2 separate regions of the Mus musculus genome follow, and region 1 is linked to region 2. Evidence: chromatin contacts called from ENCODE Hi-C data. All regions are on one chromosome and are shown on one strand. The core of a region is the stretch at or near the end of the contact, and the rest is flanking DNA. Distances in the headings are between cores, read along the strand shown. Region 1 holds the start of Ndufs6 (NADH:ubiquinone oxidoreductase core subunit S6). Region 2 holds the start of Ice1 (interactor of little elongation complex ELL subunit 1).

Region 1 (2,838 bases), core at 35-2,534, 2.7 Mb before region 2:
CATGTGCTCTGTGGCACCTGTGTATGAACTCACATGTGTGTGAACTCATACACAGACAGGGGGTGTTAGGGTTTAAATAGAGACTTAGGGCTGGAGAGATAGCTTGATGGCTAAGAGCACCTGCTACTCTTGCAGAAGACCATCATTCTGTTCCCAGCACCCACACAACTACTCAAATGGACTGTAACTTGACCTGTCTGGAGATCCTGTGCCCTTCTCTTGGTACCAGGTAACCACACACATGGCCATATATAAATGTATACACTCATACATATAAAATAAATCCTTTAAAAAGAGGGAGAATGAGACAAATCTGCAGGACAGGGTGTGGAGACATAAGCCTGAAATCCCAGCACTCCAAAGGCTGAGGCAGGAAGACAGTGAGTGCTAGGTTAGCCTGGCTTACAGAGCTTAAGGCTAGCCAGGGCATCTTAGGCCCACATTTATTGGGGCATTTTTCAACTTGGCGAGGTCTTTGTCCTTGTGTCTTAGGGCCCTCTCTGGTTACCCCTTTCGTCTTCAGACTCACCTAGTCCTTATGCTATAGCAGAGCACAGAAAGGTAGATACCAGGTCATTAACCTCCAATCCTGGCCAAGAGATCCCAAACAACACATGCTAGCTTCTGGCACTTTCTCGGAATTAGTGACCCGGCCCTGCTCTGAGTCTGGGGTCCCACCTGTCTACCTCTGAGCAAAGTTGTTCAGGCTACTTTGGGGTTTGACAGTATATGTCGTTCCAAGGGAGGTTCGGACTCAGATTCAAATGAGGCAGGAGAGGCCAAAACAGCCTTCAGAGTTACAGACTACGATTTGCATCAGGTTTTTTTCTACATAGCAGAGCTTTTCCGGACAGCTTTCCAATGCTGGGTAAACTTCCTTGCAGTCTAACTGGAAACTGAACTACTGCAGCGTTGCAAAAATGCTCAGAAATCTAACTTTCCTACACCAACATACAGGACCAGGAGAGTTGACTGCACAAACTGTTTCTTCTGCTGAACAACTTACTTCTTTACTCAAAACAAAACAGAAAACAAAAAACAAACCAACCCACGGAAAATCTGCATTTTCTCCATTGGCATAAAAGCACACACAGCGCATCTTCAGTTTCCGTCCCCCCACCCCCTGCCTTTGTCACACTAGTAACCTTTGAACACTGCGCACAGTTAAGCCGCAGCTCCGCATCCTATCCAGTTCCACCACCAGCCCCGCCAGCCGCTCAGGCATAGGACGAAAAAAGTTCCACAAGTACTCCCCGCCGACTGCTGTGCGCCTGCGCCGGCACTTGGTACGACGCGTGGGGTCAAGGGTCACCGGCAAGATGGCGGCGGTGCTGACCTTCCGCCGGCTGTTGACTCTCCCCAGGGCTGCACGGGGTTTCGGGGTTCAAGTGTCGCCGAGCGGGGAAAAGATCACGCATACCGGCCAGGTAACGGCCGCGCCCGCCATGCCTGGAACCCAAGACTGACGGTAGCAGGGAGCGCAGCAAGGTGTGCTTCTGCCAGGCTAGCGCGCGGCACTACTGGGCTCACCTTGTGCAACCCGCTGCTCCGGTTTCTAGCTGGTGGCTTTCGGTTGGGACTTGGATCTCCTCATTCTTTAGGCCATATCTTTATATTAAGTTCAATGTTTTAACAAATGATTGTTGTGTTTTGGACCCGGGACAGAGGACTGAGGTGCATATTTTACATATCAAAGGAGACCCGGCATGCAGGTTCTCCCAGCATTCCTCAGTCCCTACCTGGCGTTGCAGCCCAGGATCCTCCCTATATAATCCAGGCATTTTGGTTTCTCCCACCCTGTCTCTTTCTCCTCTCCTTGAACACACTCCCTTTCTCTCCCCCGACCCCTCCTCCTGTCCCAATGGTGACTTCTCTGGCCTCAATCCTTGGGGCCAGTGAACTCACCTGAGAGCGGCTTCCCAATAAACCTACCTTTAATATAATTTAATCTGGCTTGAATTGGTTCATTTCACCAGTGGAGAAATAGCCTATCAATAGTGTATAAAGCAACCCTAGCGTTCGTTCAATATAATAGTGAACCAAAAAATGAGAAACTATGTCTGCTGAAATGAAATCGCGCCTGTTGGAGTTGGCTACTTGTGAGGGCAGGAACTTTGTCTCCAGTCTGCACTCCAGCCTGTCATCCCCTGAGACCGTTCAGTACAAGTTCATTTTGCCTCTTAGTGGGTCTGTCTCCTCATCAATGGGTATAGGCCAAGGGGAACATCGTTCTATAGTATTTTCAATCAATATTATGTGACTTTATTTAGAATAATAGATGGCCTTTTTTTTCCAGGTGTATGATGAAAAAGACTACAGGAGGGTTCGTTTTGTAGATCGTCAGAAAGAGGTAAGTGAAAGATAGAGGAATTCGTAAAACTTAAGCAGGTTGAGCAACTCAAATGCCGGAAGTGTATTGAGCACTAATGTACCACAGTGAATCCTGCGCCTGACTTGGGTGGTAGATTGTAATGAAAAGACAGGCACAACTGAGGTATTGCATAAAAATACCTTCAAGCTCTGTATGAGGTGTAAAGAGACAAGTGGATTTCATGTTTGTACTTGGGCCCATCTTTGAGGTAGCTCGTGTTCCTTAAAGGTATTTGAGCTTTGAGGTAGCTCTTTTGTATCCTCATTGTTGGTCCTAGGCTCCTCCTGGAAGTGGTACTTAGTGTGTGCCAGCTTAACATGGAAGAAGCTAAAGAAATCCTCACATATCACAACCACCCTAGAAAACGCAGAGTCCTAAGTACAAATTGTGTTAACTTTTTTTCTCTTCCTCTCAGACTGCAGAGCATCTTGGAACAGTAGTTGAGATTTTCATAAGCATGATCTTGT
Region 2 (2,847 bases), core at 283-2,782:
TTGGAAGGCTCACCTGTGATCCTAATCTGGTGGCTGGGAGATACAAGTTTCTGACCTGGATCTTATCGTGGAGATTTTTTTTTTAAGATTTATTTATTATTATATGTAAGTACACTGTAGCTGTCTTCAGACACACCAGAAGAGGGAGTCAGATCTTGTTACGGATGGTTGTGAGCCACCATGTGGTTGCTGGGATTTGAACTCTGGACCTTCGGAAGAGCAGTCAGGTGCTCTTACCCGCTGAGCCATCTGACCAGCCCCTATCGTGGAGATCTTGAGGCATATACTGGCTATGAATCCCAAGAGATTAAGATTGGAAGCTCTCTGAGTTCAAGGTCATCTGGGACAAAGCAAGTCCCAGATCCAGGCATGGTGACACACACCTTTAATTTGGGCCGTATCTTCTGCTAGAGACCTACATAAGGACATTAGATGAAGAAAGATAGGCTCTCTCTTCTTTGCCTGCTTGCCCTGTGGAACTGAGCAACTGCTAGATCGTTGGACTTCCATTCACAGCTGCTGCTGACCATTGTTGGCGAGTTGGACTACAGAGTATAAGTCATCAATAAATTCCCTTACTATATAGAGTCTACCCATAAGTTCTGTGACTCTAGAGAACCCTCACTAATAAATGCAACACTGTTGTTGAGATTGGGACTTTGTAACCAGAAGATGAGGAGCCGCCAGAAACTTCCTAGTAGACAGATACTGATGGCAACAAAGTTTCTGAGGAGAGTGGATACAATGCTAGGATGTCAGCGAGAGTTCAAGCCCTGATTTCAAGTGGCTTTTAAAGCTGAATGAGGATTTCTTCTTTCCACCTCTCCAGCCTAAGGGTGAAGATGACTGGGAAACCGGCTCGAAGGGGTTTGTCTGGTTGGCTGCGTGCAGACACACCCCACACGTTAGTAGCAGAGCATGGAGCCCTAGAGGTTGGCCTCCAGGCGGTGCTCACCCTGCCGCTGCGAGGCACTCCGGGAATTGTAGTTTTTCTTCCGCTCCCTGCCTGTCTACTGGGAGAATAGTGCAGTAGCTCTGCAAGAAGCGTTCGCACTTTCCAAACCCAGGCTCGGGTCCTCCTTCGGTGGTCGGCATGCCAATGACATCGCAAAACCCCCGCCCCTTGGAGGCTGAAGGGATTTAGGCGTCTACACAGGGCCTGTAATGAGGCAGCTGACAGATGCACAGACAGTTCGTGAAGGCAGGCCCTGGCTCTTGTTCATCTCTTCCAAGATGTGTCCTAAGGCTTTGCTTTTTGTACGACCACGCTTCGTTCTGGCTTTTTGATCAGGCGGATCTGCGGGCAGCCCCGACGGGGGGCGGGGCTGGGTGGGGCGGGGACCTCGTGTGCTGTCGTCGCTTTGGGCCCTCGGGGCTGCGCCGCTCTCAAGTGCCCTGGGCTGCTTCGCTGGTCTGAGCCCTAGGCCGGCTCCACGGGGACCTTGGCGCACGCATGGACCTGCCCGCGCCCGGCGGGAAGCGGCCAGGCTGGCGGTGGCTGGGGCGGCGGAGCAGGGCCGAGGCAGCGGGCCCCTGAGCGCGCGCCCTGCAGGCCGGGCCGCAGCACCATGATGCCCGGCGAGACGCACCCGGCGGCGCCCGGGCCAGCCGACCTCGCGCGGTGTCAGGGCTGCGCCTCCCTGCAGCAGGTACGCAGGATCCCTGGCTGACCCTTTTGCGCCGTTTTGGGGGCGGGTGCCGGTGCTTTGTTTAATCACGGACAGAATTGGTTCAGCTGCTGCGATGCCGGCGGCGGACAGAGTGAGCGTGCTCTTCAGGACTCCTCGTCTTCCCGACTCAGGGTTTGCAGGGCCCAGTTTGGTTGGTGGGTGACGCTGTCTACGCGCGGAGGGAATCTTCCTCTCTGTGATGAAGGCCTCCTCGCACTCCTAATTATTTGTTGTTTGAAGGCAAGGGTTTTATGTTGCGTGCCCAGGTCGCTAGACTTCCAAGATTCCGGAACGGAACTGCATTTTAGCTTACACGTATCTATTAATATACTGCCAAGCTTAGCTTTTGTTAAGTAGCATGTTAGTTGTCTGATTAAAATTGTCCAATAAACATACGTGGGTCTAGGTAGTTTGTTACAGTGTCATGTCCTGTTCTTAACAATGGATCGCTGCAGATGGGTTCTAGGTTTTACTGATGCAATAGAAATAGTCCCCAGTGCTCAGGGCTGGAGACTCGCACAGCTTTCTGTCTTAGAGTTCCATTCACCTATTGTCAGTGGCAAAACGGAACTTGCCCTTGCTCCCGTTCAGTTCATCCCCTTTCTACCCAGTGTTCTAAGCACTGTTCATATTCTGGTAAACCACCTGGACACGGATAAGATGAACGTGCGCAAGTACGACTCGACAGGATTTTAGATGTTGGGAAGGAAATAATGGAAGATGTCAGGGGGTTCTGGTGAGGTGGTGTTGAGGCAGTGGGAGTTGTGAATGTTGAAAAGTAGCTCTGGAGATCGGTTTTAACAAGTGGGACGGTTTCTTGATGTTTGATGAGCAAAGCCTGTGGCAGCCTCGGGGTTGGTGAGACGAGATAAGGGATGCAGACTAGCTAGCTATCTGTGGAAGTTTGCTTTTTATTGTAAAGTGCAATGTCTCTGCGCCGATTCGTATGTTCTAGTTGCTTGGAGAATAGGAAATGGTTTGGCACTCTCATAGAGAAGATGGAGAGTCAAGCCATGTTGTAGCTAGGCCACATCGTGTAGGCATCTTATAACCCTCCCCTCCCTTAAAAGATTCTGAATGGAACGCTTCTTTAATGGACCATATTTGTGTTTTGAGCCTATTTACTCAAATTTTTTGATCCCCTGCTAGTTTATAACAATGTACGCAAAGAGAAGAG

The links. Hi-C counts contacts between places; a loop is a spot of excess contacts on that map.
Region 1: a loop to region 2 is called in a map of left cerebral cortex, with 7 times the contacts of the local background. The contact joins the promoter of Ndufs6 here to the promoter of Ice1 in region 2. A Hi-C loop is called at or near these places in 7 of 37 maps with a recorded cell type or tissue (T-helper 17 cell, T-helper 2 cell, left cerebral cortex and 2 more).

The regions. Positions count from the first base shown.
Region 1 is chr13:73,326,928-73,329,765 of GRCm38, reverse strand. It overlaps Ndufs6 (NADH:ubiquinone oxidoreductase core subunit S6), which reads left to right and starts at 1,284. Exons shown (of 4, transcript NM_010888.2): 1 at 1,284-1,427; 2 at 2,297-2,350. The coding sequence starts at 1,320. It also overlaps a transcript of Mrpl36 not described here.
Region 2 is chr13:70,636,319-70,639,165 of GRCm38, reverse strand. It overlaps Ice1 (interactor of little elongation complex ELL subunit 1), which reads left to right and starts at 1,532. Exons shown (of 19, transcript NM_144837.3): 1 at 1,532-1,649. The coding sequence starts at 1,569.